Linked DNA regions of Homo sapiens: region 2 is linked to region 1. Evidence: read pairs that join two places in POLR2A ChIA-PET (ENCODE). Cell type or tissue: B cell. All regions are shown on one strand. Each heading gives the region's core, and the rest is flanking DNA. Links, peaks and the distances in the headings are about the cores only. Region 1 overlaps MAD1L1 (mitotic arrest deficient 1 like 1). Region 2 overlaps MAD1L1 (mitotic arrest deficient 1 like 1).

Evidence for each region. ChIA-PET counts read pairs that join two places held together with the same protein. Peaks named below come from ENCODE experiments on the same cell type or tissue, not always from the same donor. Only the 100,000 strongest peaks of a DNase experiment are listed, where the experiment ranks them.
Region 2: POLR2A ChIA-PET joins it to region 1 with 11 read pairs; 3 of 35 experiments call an interaction of 5 or more read pairs at or near these places.

Annotation. Positions count from the first base shown.
Region 1 is chr7:1,922,069-1,937,260 of GRCh38, reverse strand. It overlaps MAD1L1 (mitotic arrest deficient 1 like 1), which reads left to right. Exons shown (of 19, transcript NM_001013836.2): 17 at 364-574. Among named protein-coding and RNA genes, the nearest start is that of MIR4655, 85 kb to the right of the region's middle. RefSeq lists enhancers at 5,178-5,347, 5,601-6,549. In B cell, for the core only: no CTCF peak of the experiment used is centred there; DNase peaks (open chromatin) are centred at 8,720, 9,120, 10,210 and 11,160; H3K4me3 peaks cover 924 bases; H3K27ac peaks cover 3,153 bases.
Region 2 is chr7:2,045,626-2,060,817 of GRCh38, reverse strand. The region is part of intron 12 of MAD1L1 (mitotic arrest deficient 1 like 1); the gene reads left to right. Among named protein-coding and RNA genes, the nearest start is that of SNORA114, 36 kb to the left of the region's middle. RefSeq lists enhancers at 3,580-4,132, 4,133-4,686, 5,175-5,690, 10,749-11,352. In B cell, for the core only: no CTCF peak of the experiment used is centred there; no DNase peak of the experiment used is centred there.

The sequences.
Region 1 (15,192 bases), core at 4,127-12,126:
CCAGGAACCTCAGAGGAGAGGAAGCCTCCCTCCCGGGCACTGAGTGTGGAATTCTGGGAAGCACCGCACTTGGCTGAGCAAAGGCCGCATGTCCCCTCTCACCCTGTTCCTGTGGTTAGGCAGAAGGGACCCAGCAGGTGGCCAGGCCTTGTTCCTGCACCTGTCCACAGGGCACAGGGAAGGAGCCACTCCTTCCAGGAGAGATGGCTGCCAGGCAGGCTCAAGAAGACAAAAGAACTGAGCACTGTGCTGTGTGTGACCCGTGCTGTGTGTCTTCCTGGGCCATGGTGACCCATGCTGTGTGTGACCCGTGCTGCGTGTGTGCCTGGGCCATGGTGACCTGTGCTGTGTGTGTTCCTGCAGGGTGACTATGACCAGAGCAGGACCAAAGTGCTGCACATGAGCCTGAACCCCACCAGTGTGGCCAGGCAGCGCCTGCGCGAGGACCACAGCCAGCTGCAGGCGGAGTGCGAGCGACTGCGCGGGCTCCTGCGCGCCATGGAGAGAGGAGGCACCGTCCCAGCCGACCTTGAGGCTGCCGCCGCGAGTCTGCCATCGTCCAAGGAGGTGGCAGGTAGGCACCCCCCACCCCCGGTCCCTGCCATCCTCGACCTTCCGTGGGTAGGTCCATCCGTGCGCCTTTGGGGCAGCCTCAGGCGCCCCTGCCTGTCATCCCCAGAGGGTTTGTCCTCCCCTGTGGGCAGCCGGGTCTGGTGGTTGCTGGGGCAGAGCACCCTGGCCCCGTGTCCCCATGGCCCCGTGGGGTTGTGCAAACAGGTGGAGCCATCCGAGTCTGCAGGCAGCTGTGGAGAAGCAAGGGGCTGAAATTTCAGGCCCTTAAACTAATTCGTATCATTTGTCAGTTTATATGTACCCCATTAATCACAAGTAAATCCAGTCCTCCACGAAAACAAGTCCATCTCTCACCAGCTTAAGTGTGCTTCATGGCGTCCAGAGAGCCCTTTGAGGCCAAGGCCTGTGGCGTCCCAGGGAAGAATGAGGCCTCCATGAGGGCCAGCAGGGCCTGCCCACACCCTCCAGGTCTACATGAGGCCCACGGCCTTTGGAACGCCAGCCTATCCCCTGATGTGGGGAGGTGGTGCTGGGGTCTGCCCACGCCAAGCCTCGGAGGGTGCTGCCGGGGCTGTGTCGACTCTGCAGGGTGCCCCTGAAGGAGCAGGGCTGGGAGTCCAGAGTCACTGTGCAGTCTGCACCCCCAGCGAGGCTGTGGGGCTCAGGAGACCCCTGCCCCCTGTGTTGCTCTCTGCTGTTGGAGGGAGCTGGGCACTGCCCCACGCTCCTGGTTCTGGGGGGACCTGGGGGAGGGTTCCCTGTCCAGCCCTTAGCAGCAGCCTGGAGCGTGGCCCGGCGTCCCCTTGCTCCTGTGTTAGAGCCACCCGGCTGCCAGCCCCCTCCCTTGGGGGTGTCTGCAGGCTCATCTGTGGTGGGGCCTGGAGGCTGCTGCTTTCTGGCCTTTGGCATCTCGAGGTGATTTCAGACTCAGCTTTCATCCGATGATACCTTCTTCTGTTTCTTCCCACCTACTTGCCATCGCGCCCTGTACTGTGGGAGAGCATTCCCTGTGAGCATGCAGGTGCAGAGGTTGTGTGGCGGTGACTTGTCCGCTTCCCACAGCCCAGCACCCAGGCTGATGTATCAGGAGTGATTGTCCTCTGCCCCGCTCCTTTGTGGGGAGGGTCTTAGGTGGGGTCTTCCCTCCCTCTTGTGCCCCACCCCCATAAGCCAAGACTGCCCTGAGTCTGGGCGCACCCTGCCGGCAGGTAGGGGCTTAGTGGCTGGCTAGCGGGTGGTGTGCCCTCCTGGAGTAGTATGGTGGGGTTGGAGGACAAAAGCCAGAAGGGGGGGCCTGTGTTGCCAGATTGAGGGGCGAGCTGATGGCAGTCGGGGGCTCCTTTCCAGCTCCCCACCTGCACAAGGGCTGCTCCCGGTCTCCACTGTGGCTGTGAGGGCCTGAGCCCCCATGTCCCCAGCCCCCTTTCTGGTCCAGCCGTGGCTCCCTCTCCGCCCTGCATTCTGCAGGTGTTATTGGCAAGTTTCGGAGCTGAGGATGCAGACTTGGAGCCATATTTTTAGGTGGCTCTGCACCCTGGGAGAGGATTTGGGAAGGGGCCTTCCATCCCCTGCTGTCACGGGCCTGTGCCTTGGCTGTGCACCCATTCGCTTGTCTGTTTGTTCCCCTGTTGTCTGGGTCTCTGCCCGTCTCGGGTTTGCCCGTCTGTTCGTTCCCTTGTTGTCTGGGTCTCTGCCCGTCTCGGGTTTGCCCATCTGTTCGTTCCCTTGTTGTCTGGGTCTCTGCCCGTCTCGGGTTCACCCGTCTGTTTGTCCCCCTGTTGTCTGGGTCTCTGCCCGTCTCGGGTTCGCCCGTCTGTTCGTTCACCTGTTGTCTGGGTCTCTGCCTGTCTCGGGTTTGCCCATCTGTTTGTTCCCCTGTTGTCTGGGTGTCTGCCTGTCTCGGGTTCGCTCGTGTGTTCGTTCACCTGTTGTCTGGGTCTCTGCGCATCTCGGGTTCGCCCGTCTGTTCCTTCCCTTTTTGTCTGGGTCTCTGCCTGTCTCGGGTTCGCCCATCTGTTCGTTCCCCTGTTGTCTGGGTGTCTGCCTGTCTCGGGTTCGCCCGTCTGTTCGTTCCCCTGTTGTCTGGGTCTCTGCCTGTCTCGGGTTCGCTCGTGTGTTTGTTCCCCTGTTGTCTGGGTCTCTGCGCATCTCGGGTTCACCTGTCTGTTCCTTTCCTTGTTGTCTGGGTCTCTGCCTGTCTAGGGTTCGCTCGTGTGTTTGTTCACCTGTTATCTGGGTCTCTGCGCATCTTGGGTTCTCCCGTCTGTTCCTTCCCTTGTTGTCTGGGTCTCTGCCTGTCTCGGGTTCGCCCGTCTGTTCGTTAACCTCTTGTCTGGGTCTCTGCGCGTCTCAGGCACGCGGGTGGTCGGCATCTGGCTGTGACAGGTGCCCGGGCCATGGCTGATTGGGAGTGGGGGGTGCGAAGAGGCGTGTCTGAGCTGACCATGGAGAAGTCAGGGCCAGCGTGGTCTGGAAGCAGGAAGGGGAGGATGAGCAGAGGCCTGGGATAGTGGGGGCCGCGCCACATGGCGCCACCAGGAGGTGAGGGTGGGTCGGGCGTCCAGGCCCCAGTGGCTGATGCAGCGCGTGTCTGTGCCCCCAAAAATCACAGTGTTGGTGGCCTCTGTTTTATGTAAGGCCTAACCCCACAGAGGGAGAGGATACAGAGGCAGACTTTTGGAGTCTGGAATTGGCGGGTGAGCAGTGAAAGGACTGAGTAGACTTGGGAAACCGGAATCTAAGCCGGCGGCGGGTGGAGCTGAGAACCCGCCTGAGTTACACCTCAAAACTCCAACGCAGCCCAGGAACTGGCTGCAAGTGGCGTTAGGGGAGGGATGCCACTGACTGAAGCACAGTGGATCTGGAGGCTTGATTGCTGAATTAAGAGATGGGTCCCCGGAACCATCTGTCCATCTGTGTGCCCTGGGCAGTTGCCGCTCCCCGGGAAAGATGAAGACTCCAAAACAAGCCAGCAGTTTATTCTTGGAGCAGTGATACTTAAAGTGCAGTACCCAGGTCGGCCGCTGCCTCCCTGGGAGCCTCTTAGAAATGTGGATTCTCAGGTCTCATCTCAGACTTGCTCAGCCAGAGGCCTGGGGGCGGCCGGCAGTCTGTGCTAGGCAGCCCTACAGACCACGCGGATGCTCAGCGCGTTTGTGGACCGCTGCTCTGGAGAGGGCTGGCAAGGTCCCTGGACAGACCCAAGTCAGGACAACAGGCTTGAACTGAGCCCGGATTGATAGATGCAGGTGTGGGCCTGGATCGCACACCCCCGCCACGTGCCCTGCAGAACACGGGCAGCAGGTGTGACCCTGTAGGCTATGGTGGAAAGACCTCCCTGTGTATCCGAGCAGCCCAGAAGGACCTGGCGTTGGCAGTTCCCCAGCTCGACAGCTCCCATGGATCGCTCCCTGGGGAAAACCGTGGCAGACGGCTCCATGCTCCTACCCGGAGTATCCCTGGGCCCCTAGTGCCCTCCCCTAGTGAGGAGCTGATACCCAGGGATTGTCAGACAGCCCAAGGGAAAGGACAGGAAACGAGCAGGGAAAACAGAGCACAGCGAAACGCAGAGAAACACAGCGTCAGCGGGGAGGGAACCCACTGTCCCAGCAAAGAAAATCTCCAAAAACTGTCTCCTGGATCTCCTCAGAGAGAAGACGGGGCTTCAGCAACCAAACAACAGGGCAGCTTAACACACACCAAGAGAAAGCAGTGAGCAGGGGGAAGGCAAAAGTAGGGAACAGTGAATGGAAATCTAAGAAGATTTGTAAAGTAACGTTGAGAAAGTCTGAAAGTAAAGACAACGAGATGGAAAACAGGAGAAGAGAAGTAAGAACATTAGAGGTACAGCCCACTGTCTGAACAACAGGAACATGGAAGGAGGGAACAGGGAAAAAGCAGATGATAACAGAAGTGCCTCAAGGACGTCTCCCTGAAGGAAGGACGCAGCTCCCTGCCTCCCGGGAGAGGCTCAGACTGGGCTGTCTGTGGTTGGGGATAGACCCGCACAGTGTGCGGCAGCATGAAGATTCAGGACACAGGACGAAAGGAAGACCCTGAGAACTTCAGAGAAGAAACACAGAGGTCACTTGTCAAAGGATCCGGGATCAGTCATCTAGCGTTTCCTAGCAGCAGCACCTCCGAGTTTCTAGCAGAGTGACCTGCATCTCGGGATCTCATAGCCCCCCAGCCCCACATCAGGTCTGAAGGAAGAAGTACGGGCATCTGCAGGGTTCAAGGCCTTAAAAACTTGACGGCCCCGCACCGTCTCTCAGGAAGCTGGCAGAGGATGCACTCCCAAAGGATGAGGGAGTAAACCAGGAAAGAGTGTGGCTGTGGCACGCAGAGCAGACCACAGGGGCTTCTGCCGCGGAAGCAGAGAAGGAGGCCTCAGGCCTGGGGAGCAGCCGGCAGGGGCCAGAACAGGCCAGAGGTTCTGGGATATAGAGCAGAGAAGGAAGCCTTAGGCCTGGGGAGCAGCTGGCAGGGGCCAGAACGGGCCAGAGTTTCTGGGATATAGAGCAGAGAAGGAAGCCCCCAGCCTGGGCAGCCTCCAGCGGGGGCTGGAACCCACCAGAGATTCTAGGACAGAACCTGGTGCGTTGGGTGTCATGATGCGGACCGGAGCTTTCCACACGTGTGTGCCAGGCGTGGGCTGCCATGGACGTTGGTCCCCAGGTCCCTGGGTCACTCTTTGGCAGCCTCCTCCTTCCCTGCGTGCCACACACATTTCTCAGGTTTTAGGTTTGCTGCCCCGCACAAAAAGACTGGGAAGCACCTGTGTAGACAGCTGGCAAAGAGGGATGGCTGCCAAGAGCCATGAGCACCTAGAAGGCTGAGTGCGTGGGAAGCAGGACGACCATTGGCTCTGGGGACAGCAGAGTTGCATGAGAAGCAGCAGAAGCAGCAGTGTCCTGCATTCTGAGCTGGCCCTGAGCAGCCTCACACAGTCGTAAGGGAGCTGAGGCCTGATCTGAACACAGCCCTGAGCCTCATATTAAGAAAGGGGACCAGGAGGAGGGAGACGCGTGTTGCAGGGTGGGAGGGAGGGAGAGCTGAAGCCTCGCTGTCTCTCGGGAAGTCAGCAGGACGTCCGAGCGCTCAAGTCCAGAAGGAGCCACAGAATGTGTATTCCAGAGAAATGCAGTTAATACCGACATGATCGGCTGAGAGGTGAACATGGTGGACTCTGGAGAGAAAGGAAGGAAATGAGAAGTGTGGAGACCGCTGTTCCCTGACACACCCCACAGAATTCCTGGGCTCTTAACTCATGTGCATGTAAATCTAAAGTTAAAAAGAGAAAAGTCCAGGTCACGCCGCTTGCTGCCAGAGAGGGCTGTCCCCTCCCCATTCTCCAGATGAGGAGCAAGGGTGTGCCCGCAGTGTCAGCAGACCCTTGACGTGGACCCCACGACGCGCCCTCGCTCCTGTGACCGTGCGTGGGGTGAGGAGTTGGGGGTGTTCCCGTGGTGTCAGCAGACCCTTGACGTGGACCCCACGACGCGCCCTCGCTCCTGTGACCGTGCGTGGGGTGAGGAGTTGGGGGTGTTCCCACAGCATCAGCAGACCCTTGACATGGACCCCATGATGCGCCCTCGCTCCTGTGACCGTGGGTGGGGTGAGGAGTTGGGGGTGTTCCCGTGGTGTCAGCAGACCCTTGACGTGGACCCCACGACGCGCCCTCGCTCCTGTGACCGTGGGTAGGCTGCCTGCACAGTCCCTGCAAAGGGTGAGATGGCAGGTGTGAGCCTGAGACAGAGACGGATGCTCCTCCCCGGCCTGGCTGGCCCTGAGCATGGGTTAGGGGTGGGTCTCCTGGGTCACGAGAGAGACCAGGGTAAGTTGTGAGGGCTTCAGGCCAGCAGGTCTGCAGATGGCAGGCCTGTCACTGGCTTAAGGGGGAGCCGCGTGGCCTGAGACAGCGCCCAGTGTCCCACCAGGAAGCAAGTCCCAGGGGAGTCCCCTCACACCCTGATCACCCAGCATCTCGGGGGTCAGCAGATGTCTCTTCCTGCTCTGGGGAATCAGGGCCCCCAAGGAACAAGGTGAAGGGGATGTGACGGTGGGACGAAGCAAGGGGACACGTGGCAGTGGGGTGGGCGAGGGGACGCAGCGGTGAGGTGGGGTGAGCGGACACGGTGGTGGGATGGGGTGAGGGGACGTGGCAGTGGGGACGGGGCGAGGGGACGTGGCAGTGGGGGATGGGGCGAGGGGACGTGGCAGTGGGGGATGGGGCGAGGGGACGTGGCAGTGGGGACGGGGCGAGGGGACGTGGCAGTGGGGACGGGGCGAGGGGACGTGGCACTGGGGGATGGGGCGAGGGGACGTGGCACTGGGGGATGGGGCGAGGGGACCTGGCACTGGGGACGGGGCGAGGGGACATGGCATTGGGGGATGGGGCGAGGTGACGTGGCATCGGGGACTGTGCGAGGGGACGTGGCAGTGGGGACGGGGCGAGGGGACGTGGCAGTGGGGACGGGGCGAGGGGACGTGGCAGTGTGGACGTGGTGGTGGGATGTGGCAGTAGGGGACGGGATGAGGGGTTGTGGCAGTGGGGACGGGATGAGGGGACGTGGCAGTGGGGGCAGGGCGAGGGGACGTGGCAGTGGGGACGGGGCGAGGGGACGTGGCAGTGTGGACGTGGTGGTGGGATGTGGCAGTAGGGGACGGGATGAGGGGTTGTGGCAGTGGGGACGGGATGAGGGGACGTGGCAGTGGGGACGGGGCGAGGGGACGTGGCAGTGGGGGACGGGGCGAGGGGACGTGGCAGTGTGGACGTGGTGGTGGGATGTGGCAGTAGGGGACGGGATGAGGGGTTGTGGCAGTGGGGACGGGATGAGGGGACGTGGCAGTGGGGACGGGGCAGGGGACGTGGCAGTGGGGACGGGGCGAGGGGACGTGGCAGTGGGGACGGGGCGAGGGGACGTGGCAGTGGGGACGGGGCGAGGGGACGTGGCAGTGGGGGATGGGCGAGGGGACGTGGCAGCGGGGCTGCAGAGTCAAGAGCTCCCTTTCGTGTTTGCCACGGCTTCCCCAAGGGCTGTCTCTGGTGTGGGCCCCAGACCTCCGGTCAGAGAAGACACAGAAACACATAAAGAGGCCCCTGCTCTCGGGGATCTGAGTCCCTGCTCGGAAGTTCAGGCAGGAACACCCTTGTGATTTTCCTGGTGTCTTTGACAAGGCAGTCACTAAACAACCCTTGCCATCGGCACGGGCCCTTGGCGGATAGGAGCCCCAAAGCCCGGCCTCCCGTGCTGGCTCTGACTCCTCACTCAGCCCCCCTGCCACGTCCAGGCTGGGCCAGGGAGATTGTTAATTGCAGCTTAATTAGGGAATGCATTAATATTAAAATAATCTTAGCAGCACATTGAAGGTGATCAAATTTGTCACTGCCTGTGTGGGCACAGCTGATCCTAGAGGTGTCTTTGGGGAGGAGGGAGGCAGGGGGAGGATGGAGGAGCGAGGAAGAGGGAGAAGAGATACCAGGGAGGAGAAGGGAGGAGGTGGAAGAAAAGAGGGGAGGCCCGGGAGGGGAGGAGGGAGGGGAAGATGGTTGGCCACAGAGTTGCTCTGCCTGGAATCCACCTGCTCGGCCTCAGGGAGGAGGGTGCCCTCGAGGGGAGGCCTGGTTTGGTGTCCCTGCCTGGGCTGAGGACGGGAGCAGTGACTGCCTTTCTGTTGCGTCCTGTGCACTGCTTCTGTCTGTATCGGCGCGTGTCCTCTGCAGTCTCAGGACTCACACTTTTCCTGCTTGGCTGGCGCTGGCCCCACAGGTGGCCTCAGTGAGGTGCCCTAATGGCTGCTCCGTGGACCACCAGGACAAGCACTGTGGAGAGCTACCCATTGGCCTGGCAGTGCCAAGCCAGCTGTGCCCTCCCACGGCCAGAAATCAGTGCCCAGCTCTCACGTGGCACAGGCCTGTGTTTACGTCATGCCCCCACCCCGTGCCACCTGGGCAGGGCCGCCACCTGCCCACGCCTCTGTTTGCTCAGTACAAACACCGTGCAATGCCGACAGCTGAGCGGTTCAAATGGGATGGGGGTGCAGGGGCTCCAGCCCTGTTCGGCAGTTAGTGGGAGTTGGAGAAGAAGGGCTGGCGTCTGAAGTGCAGGACCATGCCTGTTTGGCCCAGTCCTGTGCCAAGCTGAGATCGTCTGCCTGGGTCCTGCCATCTAGGGACCTGCAGGTCATGGGGAACAGTCTCAGGTGTGGCAGGAGTTCCGTCGTGGGCTCCTCTAGGGACCGGTGGGTCGTGGGGAGCAGTGTCAAGTGTGGCAATTCTGTCGTGGGCTCCTCTAGGGACTGGTGGGTGGTGGGGAGCAGTGTCTGGCGTGGCAGGAGTTCCGTCGTGGGCTCCTCTAGGGACCGGCGGGTCGTCGGGAGCAGTGTCAGGTGTGGCAGTTCTGTCGTGGGCTCCTCTAGGGACTGGCGGGTGGTGGGGAGCAGTGTCTGGCGTGGCAGGAGTTCCGTCGTGGGCTCCTTTAGGGACCGGCGGGTGGTGGGGAACAGTCTCAGGCGTGGCGGGAGTTCCGTCATGGGCTCCTCTAGGGACCGGCGGGTCGTGGGGAGCAGCAGCAGGTGTGGCAGGTGTTCCGTCGTGGGCTCCGACTGTAGTGCTGGAGACAGAAGTGATGTGACGTCAGCCAAGGCCTCGGGCACGAGCTGGTGGCTCTCCACTGTCTGGAGAAGTAGCTGCCCCCCACGTGCTGCTTGGTGCTGCCTATTTTTTAATTGAATTGTTAGTATTGAGTTTGGGGTGAATCCAAGTTGAGTATATAGCTGATAAATATCTTCTCCCAGCCCGTGACGAGCCTCTTCATTTTCTGACCCTGTGTTCCTCGGAGCAAATGCTTTTCATCTGGGTGCATGCTGATGATCAGGTTTTCTTTTATAGGGGTCAGATCCAGAAACTCTCTGCATAACTCCAGGCCAAACATATTTTTTCTTGTTTTCTACTAAAAGGTTTTAAGTTCACATTTAAATCTGTGACCCATTTTGAGTTAGTTTTTGCCCATGGTGTGAGCTTGAGTTCAAGCTACTTTTCTTTTTTGTTTTTATATGGATGTCCAATTGTGCCATTATTATTGAACTGACTGTCCTGCCACCATTGAATTATGTTTGCACCTTTGTCCAAAACCAGTTGGCCATGCGTTATGGGGGTCTCTTTCTACACCTTCTCTTCTGTTCCCTTGATCTAAGCGTCTGTTCCTTTGCTGTTAATAACACCCCACGGTATTGATTACTGTAGCTTCGTAGTAAGTCTCGAAATCAGCAGCACAATCCCCCACTTTATGGACAAGATTTACATTCAGCTTGTCTTTACCTGCAAAACGCCTGCTCAGATTTTTAGAGGAATTACTGCATCTGTCAGTCAGTCTGGGGAGCATCTACATCTTGGTTGCAGTGAGTCTTCCGATACATGAACACAATGTAGCTCTCCATTTATTTACGTTCTTCTTATTTTCTTTCATCCACATTTTGTGGTTTTCACCGTACCCACCCACCCCTTTTTTGTTAGAAATACACATGGTTTTGTTGGTTTTATTGTTAGTGTTGGAGCTATGTAATTATTTGTAGGCTTGTTTTTATGGGTCCCAGGTGTTCAGTGCGTGTGTGTAGATGTATGACGGATGTTTATGCTGGCTTTGTAACCCATGACCTTGCTGAACTCACTTCTTACATCTGGGTTAGTTGCTGTTTTGATTTTGTTTTCTAATCCTTTGCAGTCATAGCACCTGTGAATAGGGACAGTTTTGCTTATTTTGTTAAGATCCATATGTCTTCTATTTTGTTTTCTTGCTGTGTTGCCCTGTCTAGGACCTTAGTATGGTGCTGAGTAGGAGATGGGGCAACAGAGATCCTGGCCTTTCTCCTCACCTTGCAGGGAGAGCAGTCCATCCTCCTCCATGAGGCGTGCTGCTAGCTGCAGTTTATTTGTGGTTTTTCCTTATCAAGCTGAAAACGCTCTTTCCATTCTTAGTTTGCTGAGAGTGTTTATCATGTAGGATGTTGGCGTCTGTCAGATGCTTTTCCTGCATCAATTGATGGGATCGTATGTTTTTTTTCCCTTACACCGTTAGTGTGATTGACAGTGTGTCATTGTGATTTTTTTGGGAAGTTTCCAACGTTGAGCCAACTCTGCATTCCTGGAATAAACCCCCCCCTTGGTTATGGCATAGTATTTTTACATGTTGCTGAGTTCATCTTGCTGACATCGTCAGTAATCTTCACGTCTGTGTTCATATTGGTCTGTAGCTTTCTTGTACTGCCCTTGTCTGGTTGTAGTATACACGTAATGAATGAAGTGAATTGGAAGTATTCCCCCTTTTATGTCCTAGAGGAGATTATATAGAATTGGTGTTACTTCTTTAAATGTTTTGTAGAATTTGCTGGTGAAACCATCTGGGCCTAGGGATTGTGGTTGTGGCAGGTTCTAATCATTACAGGAATAGTGAGTTCTTTCATCTCAGCTGAATGTTGGTAGAATGTAGGTTTTGGGGTTTTTTTTATTGTGAGGAACTGGTTCATTATATCTGTGATCAAATGTATGAGCAGTGAATTGTCTGTGCTCTTGCCTCGCTGATTTTATCGTGCCTGCTGGGTTCGTAGCGGTACTCCTTCCTTCCTGATACTGGTCGTTTATGTCTTTTTTTTTCTTTTTTCTTTTTTTGTCTGTTAGCCTTTCTGGAGATGTATAAATTTCACTGATCTCCTTAGAGACCTAGTTTTTGGTTTCATTGATATTTTGCTGTTGTAGTTTTGTGTTTCCTTCCTTCTGCCTGCTTTAGTTTTAGTTTGCTCTCCTTTTTTTCTGGCCTCTTCAGGTGGAAGATTAGATTGCATATTTGAGATCTTTTCTGCTTTCCAACGTAAGCGTTCCGTGTTAGAAATTTGCATCTGAGTGCTGCATTAGCAGCATTTCACACATTTTGATAATGTTGTATTTTTATGTGTGTTCAGTTCAAAACATTTTCAAATTTCCATTAAGATGTACCATAGTTTGAACGTGGCCTCCAAAGTCCACGTGTTGGAAACTTCATCCCAGAGTGATGGTGTTGGGAGGTGGGGCCTCCTGGGAGGCGTTGAGGTCACGTGGGCTCCACCTTGGTGAGTGGATTCGTGCTGTTGTAAAAGGGGCTTCTGTTAGTTGGCTCTCTGTATCTGCCCTCCTGCCGTCCACCATGTGATGGCGCCTCAGGAAAGCCCTTGCCAGAAGCTGGTGCCTTGATCTCGGACTTGCCAGCCTCCAGAACTGTGAGCCTATAAACTTCGGGTCGTTATAAATTAATCTCAGGTATTCTGTGATAGCGCCGCCAATAGACTAGGATGCCTGCTGTGATCCATACAGATTTAGAAGGATGCTTTTTAATTTCAAAGTGTCTCTCCCTGATTTTCTGGGTAATTTCTGTTCAATTTCATTATGTTGAGGGAACGCACTTTCTACGATTCACTTTCTTTGCAATTTAAAGTTTATTTGGTAGCTGATAATTTGATAACCTCAAAATGTCCCATGTGCACCTGATAGGTATGTGTGTTCTGCCGATTAATAGATGTGTTTTGGCCATTTATAGTTAATGTAATTTTTTATGCATTTGGATTTAGGTACATTTTATGATTAGTTTTCTGTTTGTCCTCCATTTTTTATTCCCGTTTTCTCTTTCCTACCTATTTCAGGTTATTTGGCCTTTTTTATACTCCATTTTGATGTATCTATGTCTTTATTATATCTATTTGTATACTTTTAAAGTGATTTTTCTGTGGTTTACAATGTGCAAGCTTAACATTTCACGGTGCACTTATAATTCATATTTTATCATTTCAGGTGGAAACGTCAGGATTTCACCACGACGTAGGCTTCTCCCTGCCTCCCTTTATGTTGTAGTAGTCCTATGTACTTACTCTCTATATGTGGAAAACCCCACCAAGAAATATTACAATTCTTGCTCTTAACTGTCATGCCTATTTTATAAAACATAAGAGGCAAAAAGTAGTTTGTGGTTTTGCCTCTTCCTTCTTTCCTGGCGTTCCTGGGTTCCCCTGGGATCATTTCTGGTTTGGCAGGACTTCCTTCGGGGCTTCTTTAGAGTAGGTTCTCTCAGCGTTTGCTTGCCCAGCAGTGTCCTCACCCCACCTCGTTACTGAAGGATACCATTGCTGGATGTGGGGTTCTGGGAGAGTGGTTCTTGTCTCCTAGCACTTTAAAAATCGACACTGTTTCCCCATCTTCTGGCTTCTGTGGTTTCTGATGAGCAACCTGCAGTCACTCAAAGAAATCTCCCCTTTCCCCTCCGTGCAGATGAGAGAGGCTTTCAGACACTCCAAGTGTGGTGGTGTTTTAAGTTAAAGGACGGGAAGGAATTCATGTGCCCACATTGTCTGCTGGGTTCCAGCGTGTGTGGGTGTAATGCCTGCCACCCTGCCGCGAGAAGGACTCCTGTGGTGATGTGCTTTCTACACCAAGCTTAGTGGCACGGCATCATCTCTAAGATACTGTGAAAAGTTAAGTCTGTGTTTTCCAATCACTTGCTTCTTGGAGCGTCTTTAAAATCTCACTCGATAATTCCAGCATCTCCGTCATCTTGGCGCCTGTTGGTCGTGTTTTCCCTGGCAGGTTTCTGTTTTCCCGGTTCTTTTCATGCTGCTTAATTTTAGATTGCATTCTGGATGTTTTGAATATCCCGAGATTCTAGGTCTTTCTTAAGTTCTCTGGAGAATGTAAATTTCTGTTGGTTTCAGCATTTCCTGATGGCACTTCCATTTCAGGCTCTTTGCCGAGTTTCCCAGGCCATTGAACCTTGTGTCCTCCACAGTCCTGGCTGGGTCCTGGTGTGGTCTAGCTCAGAGTCCAACTCTCACACCTGTGGGGTGCTGATTAGGGTCAGAGCCCCATGCCCAGCTTAGAGGGCACCTTCCAGAGCCACTCTGAGCACCCAGCACTTCCCAGGTGACCCAGGGTTCCCTTCACTGCCTTCTGGCCACAGAGCCAGGCAAGGCTTGCCCACTGTGCTGTGCAGTCAGTCCCACGGCCACAGCCGCCTTCACGGCCAACGCCAGCCACAGCGTTGGAACAGGGCAGGACATGCCCCACGCACCCTGTCTGGAGGGAGGGGCCCACTCTTGGGCTCTAGGCGTCTGTCCAGCTGTGGCTGTACCTCCGCAGGATTGCCCGGGTGCCGGGGCGGAAGAGCGCGGGGTTGCCCGGCTGCCGGGGCGGAAGAGCGCGGGGGTGCCAGGGTGCCGGGGCGGAAGAGCGCAGGATTGCCTGGGTGTCAGGGTAGAAGAGGATGGAGACAGACAGAATTTCCCACACTGCCTCTCAGGCTTCTCTTGACAAGCTGTGTGCGTCTTGTGCTCACTCCCAGGTTTTAGGGGTCCCCAAGTCCAGACTGGGTAGCACCAGGGCAAACACCCAACCAGTGACAGAAACTCCAGCAAGCTTCAACCACAGACTGCAGAACTCACCCAGTATGAAATAGATCGTCTCATTAATCCTAGAACCATTAAATAACTGAATCCACAATCAAAAAGCTTCCAAAAAAGGATATCTCCAGGCCCAGATGGTTTTCTGGTGAATTCTACCAAACACTTAAAGAAAACTTAGCACCAATTTGCCAAAACTCTCCAAGAAAACAGAAGAGGGAGCACTTCCCAACTCACTCTGTGAAGCAAGCATTTACCCCAACTTCAAAACCAGTGGCAAAACTGAAGAACACTGCGGGGCTATTTTCTGTTTTCTGAGAGTGCAAGGCTGGGTTGGTGTCGAGCGTCAGCTGGTACAATCCATCGCGTCAGCTCGCCAAAAGGAAAAATTACATGGCCAAACCAACGGATGCACAAATGCAGTCAGCGAGGCCCAACACACGTTCATGGGGAAACTCGGCAAACCAGGAGAAGCCGAGAACCCCCAAGTTTGCCAAAGAGCATCTGCAGAAACCGTGCAGCTCACCGCAGACCTGGCTGGTGAGGGACTGGGAAACGCCGACTCAGGCAGAGGCCTTCCCTCTCACCGCCTTGGTCCATGTCCCAGAGCCCCAGATGGGCAGCAGGGTGAGGAGGTCGAAGGCACACGGACTGGAAAGGCAGGACCGACCCTTTTCCTCTTCACAGGTGGCGTGATTATGTCGAAAATCACAAGATAAAAACGAGTCGAGCGAGTTCACCCGGGATTTCTGTGTGTGGCTCTTGTATCCTGCAACCTTGCTGAGCTCACTTTATGAGAAATATGTCCGTGTGTCTGTGTAGTTCTGTAAATATTACACAATAGCAGTGCACATGTGGAAACCGAAATTAAAAACATGCCGTTTCTGTTCACTCTTCTGAAGATGAAATCTGCAGGCATCACTAACACCACAGCACGCCGACAACGGCAAGCTGCTGAGGCGAGGCGTGGGAGGTCTGTGTGAATGGAGACTCTGCCTTCGTGGCTCGTGGGGTGCAGCGCAGTAAAGACGCGGCGCGGCCAGGTCCAGCTGCATGTCTCTCGCAGCTGGAAGCAGGGCGCTCGCCGCTGGGCTGGTGATGCTAGTGGTTCTGGGTTCCGACCTCAGCCCGCCTGCAGCCTGTGGCTCTCCAGGTCTGTAGTCGGCTGCTGGCTGCACTCCCTCCATCGTCAGAGCTGCC
Region 2 (15,192 bases), core at 3,521-11,520, 120 kb before region 1:
GTTTTCTTCTAAACACTTTATTGTTTACCTTTTATATGTTGCTGCTTTTGTTCTGTGAAACATGCTGTTGATCTGGCAGCCTCTATTGCAAGGCCGCCTTCTCCCCACGCGTGGCGCTGCCATGGCCGTGGCCCGGGGACCCCTCGTGGCCGTCCACTTCAGGGCTTTCTGGTGTGTTCCATGGGCTCTTTTTTTATTTGTTTACGATTCCATGCTGTCGTCGTTGCCTCCTCCTTCCAGTGTTTCCCTGTGTCCAGGTGAAGCACAGCATTAGCTTATCTTGGCATTAGCGTATCTCGACATTAGCGTTATCTCGGTCTCGGCATTATCTCGATATTGGCATATCTCGACATCAGCGTTATCTCGGCATCGGCGTTATCTCAGCATCGGCGTATCTCAGCATCAGTGTATCTCAGCATCAGCGTATCTTGACATCTCGGCATCGGTGTATCTTGGCATCAGCATATCTCGACATCTTGGCATTGGCGTATCTCAGCATCGGCGTATCTCGGGATCGGCGTATCTCGGGATCGGCGTATCTCGGCATCGGCGTATCTCGGCATCGGCGTATCTCGGCATCGGCGTATCTCGGCATCGGCGTAACTTGGCATCTGCGTATCTTGGCATCGGTGTATCTCGGCATCGGCGTATCTCGGCTTCGGCGTATCTTGGCATCTGCGTATCTCGACATCTCGGCATCTTGGCTTCGGCGTATCTCGGCATCAGCGTATCTTGGCATCAGCGTATCTTGATACCTCGGCATCGGTGTATCTCGGCATCGGCGTATCTTGTGAACCATGAATGCCACATGTTCCACCATTTACCTTGATGGCCTTTAATTTCTCTCAGCAAGTTTGATGGATTTTAGGGTAGATTCTTACATGTCATTAGACTTTCTGCCCTGCGTATTTGAACATTCGACGCAGTTTTCATGTTGTCTTCTTGGACTTTGATCTTCTATGTATGTGTTCCTGGCCTGTGGATGTACCATTGGGTCCTGCACATTGACCCTGCACATGACAACCTTGCTCTGATGCTGGTGTTTGACGTGCACACTCATACTCTCTGAGAGATGCTGGCCATGCTTCCCCACCAACCCCATGCCTCTCTTCTCCCCTGGCTACGCTTCCCTGCCAGCCCCACACCTCTCCTGTCCCCTGGCCATGCTCCCTCTCCAGCCCCGCGCCTCTCCTCTCCCCTGGCCACGCTTCCCCACCAGCCCCGTGCCTCTCCTCTCCCCTCCCCTGGCCATGCTTCCCCGCCAGCCCCTTGCCTCTCCTCTCCCCTGGCCATGCTCCCTTTCCAGCCCCGCACCTTTCCTCTCCTCTGGCCACAATCCCTCTCCAGCCCCACGCCTCTTCTCTCCTCTGGCCACGCTGCCTCTCCAACCCCGTGCCTCTCCTCTGGCCACATTCCCTCTCCAGCCCTGCTTCTCTCTTCTGGCCACACTCCCTCTCCAGCCCCATGCCTCTCCTCTCCTCTGGCCACACTCCCACTCCAGCCCTGCTTCTCTCTTCTGGCCACACTCCCTCTCCAGCCCTGCTTCTCTCCTGGCCACACTCCCTCTCCAGCCCTGCTTCTCTCCTGGCCACACTCCCTCTCCAGCCCTGCTTCTCTCCTCTGGCCACACTCCCTCTCCAGCCCCACGCCTCTCTTCTCCTCTGGCCACACTCCCTCTCCAGCCCTGCTTCTCTCGTCTGGCCACACTCCCTCTCCAGCCCTGCTTCTCTCCTGGCCACACTCCCTCTCCAGCCCTGCTTCTCTCCTCTGGCCACACTCCCTCTCCAGCCCTGCTTCTCTCCTCTGGCCACACTCCCTCTCCAGCCCTGCGCCTCTCCCCTGGCCACACTCCCACTCTAGCCCCGCGCCTCTCCTCTCCTCTGGCCACACTCCCTCTCCAGCCCTGCGCCTCTCCCCTGGCCACACTCCCACTCTAGCCCCGCGCCTCTCCTCTCCTCTGGCCACACTCCCTCTCCAGCCCTGCTTCTCTCCTCTGGCCACACTCCCACTCCAGCCCCGCGCCTCTCCTCTTCTCTGGCCACACTCCCTCTCCAGCCCTGCTTCTCTCCTCTAGCCACACTCCCTCTCCAGCCCTGCGCCTCTCCTCTCCCCTGGCCACACTCCCTCTCCAGCCTCAAGCCTCTCCTCTCCTCTGGCCACACTCCCTCTCCAGCCCTGCGCCTCTCCCCTGGCCACACTCCCACTCTAGCCCCGCGCCTCTCCTCTCCTCTGGCCACACTCCCTCTCCAGCCCTGCTTCTCTCCTCTGGCCACACTCCCTCTCCAGCCCTGCGCCTCTCCTCTCCTCTGGCCACACTCCCTCTCCAGCCCTGCTTCTCTCCTCTGGCCACACTCCCTCTCCAGCCTCGCGCCTCTCCTCTCCTCTGGCCACACTCCCTCTCCAGCCCCGCCCCTCTCCTCTCCTCTGGCCACACTCCCTCTCCAGCCCCGCGCCTCTCCTCTCCTCTGGCCACACTCCCTCTCCAGCCCCGCGCCTCTCCTCTCCTCTGGCCACACTCCCTCTCCAGCCCCGCGCCTCTCCTCTCCTCTGGCCACACTCCCTCTCCAGCCCCGCGCCTCTCCTCTCCTCTGGCCACACTCCCTCTCCAGCCCCGCGCCTCTCCTCTCCTCTGGCCACACTCCCTCTCCAGCCCTGCTTCTCTCCTCTAGCCACACTCCCTCTCCAGCCCCGCGCCTCTCCTCTCCTCTGGCCACACTCCCTCTCCAGCCCCGCGCCTCTCCTCTCCTCTGGCCACACTCCCTCTCCAGCCCCGCGCCTCTCCTCTCCTCTCCTCTGGCCACACTCCCTCTCCAGCCCCGCGCCTCTCCTCTCCTCTGGCCACACTCCCTCTCCGGCCCTGCTTCTCTCCATGCCCCTTTCCTCCAGGTGCAGTGTCATGGAGGAATGATGACAGTAGGCACCTTGTCTCCTTCAGGCTGTGACGGGCGCTTTGGTAATCCATCAGTAAGCGTGGTGTGTGCTAGATGTTCTGTGTGATACTCTTTACTGAATTAATGAAATCCTCTCCAACTTGTGCTTTTCTAAGAGTCTTTGTCACGAAGGCCTACCCCATAAATTTTGATGCGGGTTGTTTTTGTTACTGTTGAGTTCAAAACATTTTCTGATATTCTCTGTGGATTTAGAAAGTCTGGCCTTCCAGCAGGATTTAACGCATACAAAGCATATAATACAGGTGGACTGGCCAGCTGAAAAGGGATTGAGAAGGAGAAACCCAGACTCAGTTCACTCACTCGATCATTAATGTTTCATTCCCCAACTTCTTCTTTTTGGGGGGGCGGTGGGGGGAATGGAGTCTTGTTCTGATGTCCAGGCTGGAGTGCAGTGGTGCAATCTTGGCTCACTGCAACCTCTGCCTCCCGGGTTCAAGCAGTTCTCCCCTCAGCCTCTGAGTAGCTGGGACTACAGGTGCACACCACCATGCCCGGTGAATTCTTTGTATTTTTAGTAGGGATGGATTTTGCCACGTTGGCCAGGAACTTCTCACGTCAAGTGATCTGCCCACCTTGGCTTCCCGACGTGCTGGGATTACAGGCATGAGGCACCGCGCTCGGTCATTCCCCAGATTCTTACTGTGCGTCTCCTGTGAGCCTGGCACATTTAGGTGCTGTGGAAAACAGCAGGGAGCTGCACAGCAGACTCGGAGCTCAAGGGCCCCTCTCTAGGTGGGGCTGGGGCAGGTGTCAGTCGCGTTGAGGCGGTGATGGCTGCTGTGAAGAAAGGGAGGCGCTTTAGGGCTCGTGTGTCAGGGAGGGTGTGGGAAGCCGGTGAACAGGCGCCCTTGCTGAGCCCAGAAGGTCACTGCGGGGAGAGCTGTGTCCATCTGCCGTGCTAGACCGTGGTGGGGCTTGGTTTGTGGTAATGATAGCTGCACGGGTACTTGGGAAGGTTGTGGGGCGAGGTGCCACGTCTCCCCGGCTTCCCCGTGGCAATGCCGTAGGTGGTCGTGGTGCAGTGGGAAGACCAGGGGCTTTGGCGTTAGCACAGCCTGTGTTCCTCTCCGCGATCGGCCGCTTGTGTAGGTTTCTGTGGCCCCACAACAGTCCCCCTGGGCTGCCTCTTGGAGCCACACCAACTCCTTGTCCTGGTTCTAGTGTTGAGTAGGACTTGTCCTTCACCCCTCTGTGATAATGGGCGCTGGGTGGGAGCCCGTGGGAGCTCTGTGGTGGGCCTTGGTTCGAGGTGAGCACCGCCCTCGCTCACGTGGGTATCTCCTGGGTCGCTTTGCAGATGGGTCGTGGAGCCAGTCTTGTACTTCCTTCCACGTCTTTCCTGGATAGCCATTCTGTGGTTTCTTCCTCTGCCCCAGTGGGAGCCTAAATCTGGCTGTGTGCTCCTCCCTCCCCTGAGGGTGTGAGATCTAGCCCTCTTTCCCTAGAGCAGAGCAGAGCAGAGCAGAGCAGAGGGCCTCCATCCCTCCCACAGAAGAGCCTGCGCGAGCCCCATGCTGCTTCTGATCGCCGTCTCTTCTGCTCCACACCCCTCTTTAGGTCTGAGGCTTCATGATCGGCACGATTTCTCTTGCTCTTTCTTTTTTAATACTGAAAATTTTTGGTCTTAGGTAGCACTGAAGGGAGTATTTATAACACCCAGTACCTGCTGTGTCATCTGGAAAGCATCATCCTCTGTGACCCTCCAGGGGTTTGTGTCAGACAGTCATCATGTTCCCTGTGGCGCCCGCTGAGGCGTCGGGGGGTCAGCTCTGTGGCCCCGTTTTAGCCCAGCAAGTCGAGGCTTAAGAGTGGCATAGAGACTGCCCAGGCCATGCGGCCAGCCTTGATGCTAGATTTGTGTTTTTTATTTATTTATTTATTTATTTTTGAGATGGAGTCTTGCCCTGTCACTCAGGCTGGAGTGCAGTGGCATGATCTCAGCTCACTGCAACCTCTGCCTCCTGGGTTCAAGCGATTCTCCAGCCTCAGCCTCCCGAGTAGCTGGGATTACAGGCGCCTGCCACCATGTCCAGCTAATTTATGTATTTGTAGTAGAGACGGGGTTTTGCCATATTGGTCAGGCTGGTCTCGAACTCCTGACCTCAAGTGATCCACCCACCTCAGCCTCCCAAAGTGCTGGGATTACAGCTGTGAGCCACTGTGCCTGGTCCTAGATTTTTTTTTTTTTTTTTTTTTTGAGACAGGGTCTCTCTGTGTCACCCAGGCTGGAGTACAGTAGTGTGGTCTCGGCTCACTGCAGCCTCGACATCGCAGGCTCCGGTGATTCTCCTGCCTCAGCCTCCCGAGTAGCTGGGACTTCAGGTGCCACCACCGTGCCCATCTAATTCTTTTGTGTTTTTGTAGAGATCGTGGAAATCTGAGTGTGACTTGGTAGCTCTGGGGTGCAGCCTGCGGTCCCCATGTCTCACCGGTTCCCTGGTGGCGCTCCTGTGCTGCTCCGGGCCAGTTCTGTCAGGGGTGGCAGAGGCCTGGATCGTGCCCTACGATGCGGGCCACAGGGGCCGGGTCACACAGCTGATGTGGATGCTGCTGACTGGCCCTAGGCCTGGCTCACCCCCAGCTCCCTCTGAAGACCACTGCCTACCTGCTGTCCTCACTGTCTGCCTCCGAGAGGACACACGTCCTGGCGTGTGCTCATTCACTCCCTGCTTTCTGTCAGGGTTTGTGGCGTGCCTCTGCCTGGTGCTGTCGTGGCACGCACCGCCTCGCTGTGCTGCCTGCCTAGTGCCTGGAGGGAGGCTTGGCCCCGCTTCCTCTGTCTCTGCTGCCCCCGCCCTTTGTGACAAGCTCTGCACTGTGTACGTGAACACAGGACAGATGGAGTTCGGGCCCTGCCGTCGTCCCTGAGTCCCGGCCCCACCGCTCGGCTCCTCCTGCTACTGTGACCCATGCAACCCATCTTGTCTCCTGGGCTTTAGCCTCTGGGGATGTCCAAGGAGCAGCCCTGAGTACCGCATGTGTTCCCCGCTCTCCCATCACTGCGAGGGCACGGCCCAGCCGAGCGCAGCTCAAGTTCAGCTTCAGACCTTGCTTTGTTCATACTTAAAGCACATCCCTCCACGTACACCTGGATCGGTGCAAAGCCTGCAGGAGGGGCCCTGAGACGCTGGCCAGCCCGGCTTCCAGGGTCGTGTTTGCTCTGCTCAGTGAGAGGGCCTCTTCCCTCCACAGATAAGCAGGGTTCTCTCGGCTTTGGAATTTAATTTCCAGGTGTTAATATATCGCCCTTTCCCATTACCTTTCTAGACTGACATTTCTATTACATCCATTCAGGAAAGAATGTCCACTTTGTTATGGGACAAAGCCATTTGCACAGTTATTAGAAAGCCAACCTTGTCACAGACACTGCTGCACTCTCCCTCCGAGAGGGAGCTGGACCTGGCTGTGGCAGAAAAAAATTCCAGGGAGAAAAGCAATTTTAGGAAATACGGTGAAATCAAAACAATGCATTTTACCCGTCTCCAGTGTGAAGATGATGAAGGTTGGGTTGTGGGAGCGTGGACCGCCTCCACCAGCCCGAGCCCTCCACGTGCGCCCGACCGCCGTCTCTGCCTCAGGTGCGTGGAGTTTGGAGGCTGCGTTACACTGGATTCAGGTCACCCATCTTTACTCTTGGCTCTTTGAAAAGACCACAGTCCTGTCCCCACCCGCCCATGGGTGGGACTTTCTGGACAGTTCCAGGTGAGGCTGTGGAACTCCTGGCCCTTTCAGGGAGATTTGAGGAGATGGCCACAGCACTGTGTTGGGGGAGGTGGGCTGGGAGCAGCAGTGCTCGTGGGCTCTGGCCCTGGTGGGAGTGCCCTGTCTGCGGGCACCCGGGTGCAGCCCTGACCCCTCCCGCCCTGCCTCCCTCTGCAGAAGGGTGCTGGTGGCAGGTGTGTCATCAGAAACCCCGATGAGGGCATTTCTGGATGGTGCTGCTGAGATAAGGCTGTCTCCTCGGGTCTCCGTGTTGAGGGTGGCTAGAATCGGGTGCCCCTGGAGCACTGTGGAAGCCAGGTCTACTTTCTTTTTTGAGGAGTCATGGCCTGCGTCCACTTAATGGTGGCAAATCACACTTGGAGAGCTCGGTCACAGGAGCCTACTGAAACCTGCAGCCCAGAATGCAGGGCCTGGGTCACAGGCTCCCTGGCTTCACCCAGGGGCTGTCCCTGGCCCTGTACCCTGTTGGCCTGGGGCACCCCCATAACCCGTGTCCCCAGGCCCTGGCTGGAACGTGCTGTGCGGGGAAGATGGGCCCCACCTCTGCAGCCTCCTCTGCTTCCCCGTTGCTTTCCTGCCGCCCGCCAGGGCCTTGGGGCCTTCACACAGCTTCTCTACTTCCCGGAACCCAGATCATCCCCGGCGTCCGGCTCATAGCATTGAGGCAGGCCCTTTTCTCCCTTGTTCACCGGCGGCTGGCACAGTTCCTTGCATACAGCAGGCTCTGAGTAAATGCCTGGTGAATATTGGACTCCTTCACCTACAGGAGGTGCTGAGGCCTTTGGAGTGGCCAGGGAGCAGCTCTCCTGCCTCTGCCTCACCTGCCCTGTGCTCTGCCCCCGCCCGGAGGACTCTTGGTCCCAGCCTCACCGTCTGCATGGGCCTCCGCGGCCCCCAAACTCACCGGTTTTCAGGAAGGGCCTGCTACCAGGTAGCAGATCCCGAGGCTTCTGCTTCTGATGCCTGAGCTAATGTCAGCAATGTGGAAGAGGGTGTTACTTGCTTTCAACTTTCCCAACAACCAAAGTCGCAAGACGTGTAGCTGTCAGTGGCAGAGCAGGAGGGTAGGCAGTGGCTGGGAGCAGGTGCCAGGGCAGGGACGGCTCGGCCTTCAGATGCAGGCACTGGAGGCGGCACCCACCCGTTCCCTCCTCAGGCTGGTGGAGGAGCCTCCGCTGTCCCGGGACTTGGGGCAGCTCTCCCTTCTGGATTTCCTCCTCCCACATGTCCTGCTGGGGACACATGGCTTCCTATCTCCCCATGGCCCCGGAGGTCCAGCGCCTCCCTCCCCCATGCTCCAGGCTGGGGCCCCAGCTCCCTCCCGGTTCCTCTGTCTGTTCCGGGCAGCAGTCTGTGGCGCCAGGGCCATGCCCATGCCAGCTGCCGTAGCTGTGTCCCAGCTGTTTGCTCCAGGTTTATTTTGATGGTGTACCCCTTTATAAAAACTGTGGAATTTGCACACTGATACGTGCATATTTGTTTAAAAAGGATAGGTATGACCTGCGGCCAATAATGAACACACCCATTTATTTGTAAGATATAAGGACTTATAAACGTAAGTAGGGTTTCCACTGTATACCTAGGCCCCAGGGAGCTGTCAGGTGCCCTCCCTGGGCACCGTGCCCGGGCCCCAGTGAGTGTCCAGCCCCCTCCCTGCCTGCTGTGCCTGGGCCCTAGTGAGCTGTCCGGCGCCCTCCCTGCCTGCTGTGCCTGGGCCCTAGTGAGCTGTCCGGCGCCCTCCTGGGTGCTGTTGCTTGCTGTCTGTTGGGCATTCTGTCTGTGTGGTCTTCCTGAGGCTGTTACCAACTGTGGTGGCGGCAGGCCTGGGGCTCCTACTACGCCGCTGCCTGTGCTCTGTTGCTCACATGAAGGGGCCAGGGAAGCCTGTTGGCATATGGAGTCATGCCATGGCTGGCTGTGGCGGAGCTGTGGCTGTGCGCGTGGCGAGGACGATAGGGTTCTGCCCTTGTCCGTGGTCACCCTGCTCCTGCTCTCGCTTCTCTGAGGCCAGCCCCTCCTCTCTGATGTGTGCGGAGCGTGGGTCTTGGCCTGCCGGGGGCTCCTTCGTGGAATGCAGGGGGTGCACAGGTGTTGACTCTGCATGAATGGTTGTCTTTCCGCCTGGCTGTTTCCCTGCCTGACGCCCCTGTAAACATCCATTCCCAACACGCTTCCCAGAGGACGCTTGCCCTTGGAGTACTCCTAACAAAAGACTTCCCAGTGAAATCAGTTTCTGGCACCCCATGTGGTATAGCCTGACACGGCACCTGCTGCTCAGCTTGTCCATGGCTCTGAGGAGCCCTCAGGGGCCCCAGGCAGCTGGTGGGGGATGGGGTTGGGGGGTGGACAGCAAGGTGACCTGGCGGGCGCAGGGCAGCTGGTGGGGGTGGTGGGGGGTGGAAAGCAAGGTGACCCAGTAGGCACAGCGCAGCTGGTGGGGGGTTGGGGGAGGTAGGGGACAGCGAGGTGACCCGGCAGGCGCAGGGCAGCTGGTGGGGGGGTGGGGGAGGTGGGGGACAGCAAGGTGACCCGGCGGATGCAGGGAAGGCCCAGTCTTCATGTGCGGTTTCAATGTCTCGTTCCTGGGCTTTTCTGCATTAAGTGTGAGTTTCTAACATACCACGTTGAAACGTCTTGGATCTTGCCTGCTGAGCCACGTGGCTCTTCCTGAAGGACAAGGTCAGCGCCCCCCTCGCCACCACTTCATCCAGATCCCAGGAGCCCCTTCTGTCCTGTAGGCCAAGGCTCCACAGCACCACGTGGGTTATGGACGAGAAACCTGGAGTGTCCTGCTAGGAGAGAGGCTGTGGAATTCCCAGTCCCCCTCAGCTTTGGAGGTTTATACCAGAGAGACCGAGGCTTAGAGAGGAGCCCAGGGAGGCTCCTCCAGTGCCCAGGCCAGGCATCATCCAGCTGGCACAGGTGGCTTTAGCCCAGCCTCGGGGGGACACAAGCAGGGCCTGCAGGGTGTCTGGGAAGGGCTGGAGGGACCAGGCCCGGAACCTTGTCCTGCCTACCCAGGCTTTGGCCTGACATTGTCCTTGTTTGTGCTTTAAAATCCCCTATCCTGTTTGGTAGAGAAACATGCTCTCTTTAAACTCAGTTTCGAAGAAATCCAAATCTTTGAATAACCTTGATCTTGAAAGGAAAGGAAGTTAGCTGCAGGTGAAAATTGATGGTCATGCTCAAAGGCATGGTTCCCTGCCAAGGAAGCCTCTTGAGTCTTTCTACTAAAAATAGCTGCAGCATCCTGGTGGTGGTGTCTGAACCCTCTCTAGGCCCCTCCTGGAGACATTCAGAGATGTTAAAGGTGACAGCCAGCCTCACCTGGCCGTTCCGCACAGGTGTGTTTGCTCCTGGCCTGTGAGGCACAGGTGGGTGGGCCTGCTGAGGACTGAGCCGCCCTCGGGGGTACTGGGCTGCTCCCTCCGCAGCCTCTGCCCCTTCAGTTGTCCTTGGTGTCACGGCACACCCAAGAGCCTTGTAAGTTCCCTGCACCACAGTCTGGGTGGGTGCCTGGGTCCCTGTGTCCATGGTCCTGGGAGAGGTCCCTGGCCTCAGTCAGAAGGTGTGAAGTGTCTGGACTTTCTCCAGGCCGGTGATAGGCCACTGTTGGCTTGTGGTCTCCATGGTTCTGTGGGTGCTTCAACGGAGCTGCCAGAAAGGTCAAGCCACAGCCTGACACCAGCCAGAGTGGAGGCGGCCCAGGAACCCCCTGGCTCACCACCCTCAGCCTGGTGCTTCCGTCTGCCCGTGTGGGTGTGGACATGGGTCTGAGGCACTGGCTAGGGGATTCCCTGCTTCCAGCAGGCGCGTGAGGTTCCATCCTGGTCTCTGGTTTCTGGTCTGGCCTCATACCTGGCTTAGCTCTCGTAGGAGTGCAACAGGTGGAAGGGGCGGTGATGCCCGCAGATGCTGGGTGAGGTGCCCCGTGAACGTGTGGTCTGGTGCCCGCAGACGCTGGGTGAGGTGCCCCGTGAACGTGTGGTCTGGTGCCCGCAGACGCTGGGTGAGGTGCCCCATGAACGTGTGGTCTGGTGCCCGCAGACGCTGGGTGAGGTGCCCCGTGAACGTGTGGTCTGGTGCCCGCAGACGCTGGGTGAGGTGCCCCGTGAACGTGTGGTCTGGTGTCCGCAGACGCTGGGTGAGGTGCCCTGTGAACGTGTGGTCTGGTGCCCGCAGACGTTGGGTGAGGTTCCTTGTGAACGTGTGGTCTGGTGTCCGCAGATGTTGGGTGAGGTGCCCTGTGAACGTGTGGTCTGGTGCCTGCAGACGTTGGGTGAGGTGCCCTGTGAACGTGTGGTCTGGTGCCCGCAGATGGTGCCAGCAGATGTTGGATGAGGTGCCCTGTGAACCTGTGGTCTGGTGCCTGCAGACATTGGATGAGGTGCCCTGGGAATTACAGTGCTCGATAGTCCTCCTGGACACTGGTGCTGATGAAGCGAGTCTGGCCACCCACGCCAGGCAGTGCCCAGTGCCCCTTGGGTGGCTCCTGCCCTCCAGCAAGACATGGGGATGCTGCTGGACCCAGGTGTCTGTGAGGTCCAGGCACAGATCTTGCTTCTGCAGGAGGCCCCTGGGCGGACTAGGTGAGTCCTTCCTCCTACCGCCTCTTTGAAAATCTGTGTGTGTTTAAACTAAATTTCTTGAGTGCCATCAGAAGGCCCGTGAGCTGGTGAGCTGCCCCCGAGCCTTTTGCCACCCATGGTGGGCATGAGCCACCTACTGAGTCGGCTCCGAGTCAGCAGAGGCCATGGAGTGGGGGCCCCCACTGTGCAGGGAGAGGGTCTGACCCTGGGCGGGGCACCGGGAAGGGAGGTGGAGGCCTGAGGCCAGCCCTGCTGGAATTCCTCTCTTCTAGGGGGAGGAAGCCTAGGAGCTGGAATCAGAAAACCTGTTAGAACCTGAGCTCTGTCACTCTCTCACTTGTGCCTGGCGCCAGCTCCCTTTCCCTCTCTTTGCCTTTGCTTCCTCTCTGGAAGAATGAAGCATGCACGCCTCACCCCATCTGCACGGGGAGCCGATTCACAGATTACATGAGGGAATGCTTTGAAAATATTTTTAAATTGTAATGTTCAAATATATGTGTGAGGTAGTTCATCATCAACTCACTCAACAAACATATGGTTAGTTCTATTCTAAGGTGATGTGTGTTCCTAAAAGTCACCCTGCTACACAAAATCACATTAAAAATAAGATGGGACCCTGATGAAAATGGCAGCATGGTTGACGCGGTCAGTGGCTGGACACAGGCAAGTGTGACAATCGGCACAGCTCTTCGCCTCGAGAAGGCCTGGCGCTGGCTTGGGGAAGTGGGAGTGGTGGCTTGTGAGTCACTGTGGAGTGGGGAGAGCACCTGAAGCTGGAGGGGTGTGGCACAGGGGGCTCAGCCAGGCTCGGGAGGCTCCCATCACAGCTCCGTTCAGCTGAGTGCGGTTTTCTGCATTCGTCTTGGAGGAGGTTCTTCACAGAGGGGCGGAGGGGGACTTTTTGGCCATCACTCAACATCCTATGGGACAGCCCCTTCCTGGCTGACCCACCTGCCTGCCCTGTGCCAGGCCTTATGCAGTGTGGTTGATGCTTATTACCATTCATCAAATTTATTTCCTGACAAATCCTATGTTAAATACCTGGCATGGGACCTGCAGTGAGTGGGCATTCGATGTATAGCGGTCACTGCTGGCATTCGTCAGAGTAACTTCTCATTTCATTAACATCCCTCTAATCATCTCACTTAAAACTCACTTGGAGAATTCTGAGCTCAGATTTGGAAATCCCGTGTTTGTGCAACAGGAATTTGTCGTTGGATGAGATGAAGGAACTTGCCTGGGTGAACAGGCAGGATTCGCAGCCCAGGTAGCTGCTCATTCTCCGAGTCCCTCTACACCTACCCCGCTGCCCGACTAGGGTGCTGGAGCATGGTGTCTGAGAGCACGCGTGTGCGTCAGTGTGCACATGCGTGCACCCGGGTGTTCATGAACACACCCGTGTCGGTGCTCAGTGTGCATGCATGCACACATGAGCATTACTGTGTGCGTGTCTGTGCTGCATGAGCTCTGTGTAGGAGACGTGTGTGCATATCTGTGTTGAGTGCTGTGTATGTGTGTGTCCATACGTGTGTACTTGTGTGCGCATGTATGTTGTGCTGTGTGAGTTCTGTGTGCACATGTGATCATGTGAGTGTGCACGTGTGCTTTGTGAGCTGTGCATGCACATCTGTGTGAACTGTGCATTGAGCATGAGTGTGCATGTATCTGTACTGGTGAGCTGTGTGCACGTGAGTGCACGTGTGTGATTGTGCATGTGTCTGTGGAGTCAGCTCTCTGCATATGTGAGTGCACGTGTGTGAGTGTGCATGTGTCTGCAGAGGCAGCTCTCTGTATGCATGTGAGTGTGCATGTCTGTGCTGTGTGAGCTCTGTGTGTGCATGTGTCTGAGCATGCACATGTGTGAGTGCTGTGTGCGCACATGTGTGTGCATCTGTGCTTACCATTCTGGAACACTGGTTCTTTTATGCATTTTGGCTTCTTTTCCCACGAGACCCTCATGGAACATTAAGCCCAGCAGACAAGGCCAGCCCCAACCATTGTGATAGTTATTAAACAGCAATAAAGCAGGATCTGTATTTACAGACCCAGAGTGTGCTCAGACTGGGAGGTATTAAACATCATCCATCATCAAATGGAAAACAGTCAGATGCAGGGAGTGTAGAATGGAGTTAATATTCTTTTGGTTAACTTCACCCATAAAGAGCTAAACTGCCCCCAATAAAACACCAAGGGGAGGAAGGGAGGTTCTTCCAGACGGAAGCAATCATCGGCACGGTCTGCAGACAGGCCCCCAGGGTTTCCTCGTGCCGGTGGGTTTTCTGCAGCTTGTTACGCAGCTGCGGCTCAGAGCAAGCGGTGTCTCAGGGTCCCTTTCCACAGTTCTCATTGCCTGCTTTGCCTTAGGTCAGCTCATCAGCAGCCCTGGGGAGCTGGGGTGAACGGAGGAAAGACACTGACTTGTAGAACCTGAGAATCTGGGAAGGGAGGGCCTTAGCCGAAGACTGTTTGCCCAGGAGGGTGGCACGCAGTAAACAGTTCAACCCAGGAGTTCAACCCGGGAGCTGGCATTGGGGCATGGATGTGCGCGCTGGTGGCCATTCATTACTGATCCTCCAGTTTCCTTTGTCGTCTGTGAGTGGGTGCGCTCAGCCCAGGGGGTGTTGTGTGCGCAGCGTGTGGTGCAGAGGTAGCACCTGGGACAGGGGGCCGGGCACTGTGCGTGTGGGCACAGGGAGCGCTGCTCCTCCTCCTTAGACCTGAGGCTCCTGTCTGGGCAAGGTCTAGCCCTCCACCTAGGAGCTTACGGAATCTTCAGTGGGGACAGATGGTCTGGAAAGGACTCACCTCTTTTCCCACCCTTGGTTGAATGTGGCCCCTTGGGCACAGGCGGGCAGCGCTCACCCCTTTCCTACACTAAGACGTCCTCACGGCTTAGTGTAGGGCAGGCGGGTGAGGCGGGGTTTGTGTCGCTTCTGATCTGGAAGGGGTTTAGCAGCTGAGGAGATGATCGCCACGCAGAGTTCCGTCTCCAGAAAAATAAGAGGATTTGCACAGTTCTTGAACTTCACCCTTCCAAAGTTTTCACCTCTTGTAGACTAGAAGTTTTAAGTGAGCTTCTGTGTGTCGAAATCATTTCATGGGCAGTGCCCCAGCCGGAGCCTGTCTGGAGGGGAGGGTTGGGTGGGCACGGGCGCCGGGCCTGGGAGGAGGAGGACAACATGGGTTTCCTAGCTCGCTGGACGGCCCTGAGGTTGTGGGGGCCTTTGGTGGCTGAAAGGGGTCTTGTATTTCTGTGCACATTGAAAGGCGATCTTATTTGCCTGCGCTGCCGTCCAGCTGAGGACAGGGACATAGGGTGCCTGTGAGTGCAGGCCTGGAAAGGGATGGGACTCCCCTCTGTAGGGAGGGCGGGGCTTCAGTCCACCTGGGGCGTGGGGCCTGCGCCACCACCCGCATCCCAGGAGAGGCACTGATTGCAGGGCTCGGCCTGGGGCTTACATGGGACCCTCCTTGACTCCCTAGAGGCAGCCGAGGTGGCCACTGCAGCACTCAGCTGGTCTTCCCCAGGAAGTCCTTCCCTTACAGGGCCTCCACTGCCGCCTCTGTCATGGGCAGGCCCTCAGGGAGCAGGGCTGTGGCGGCCTGTGGTGCAGGGGACGTGTGCCATGTCTCCTAAAGATGATGGCTCAGCTCCATGGGGGGCCCTCGGCAGAACGTTTGGATTTAAGGACTACTTGGGGCTCACCATGTGCTCCGAGGCTTAGGGAAGGCCTGGGACGGGCCCTGAAGTGCTGTCTGGCTGAGGCTGGGCTCCTCAGGTGAGAAATTGGCTCCCATGTCCCGCTCCCCTCCCCCACCCCACTCTCCTTCCTTCAAGGAATCCTGTTAGACTTTTCACTTTGCTCCACGGCCTCCAAATCCCACTAAGCGACTGTCGCTTTTCCAGGGCATCGTCAGGTGCTGTACTA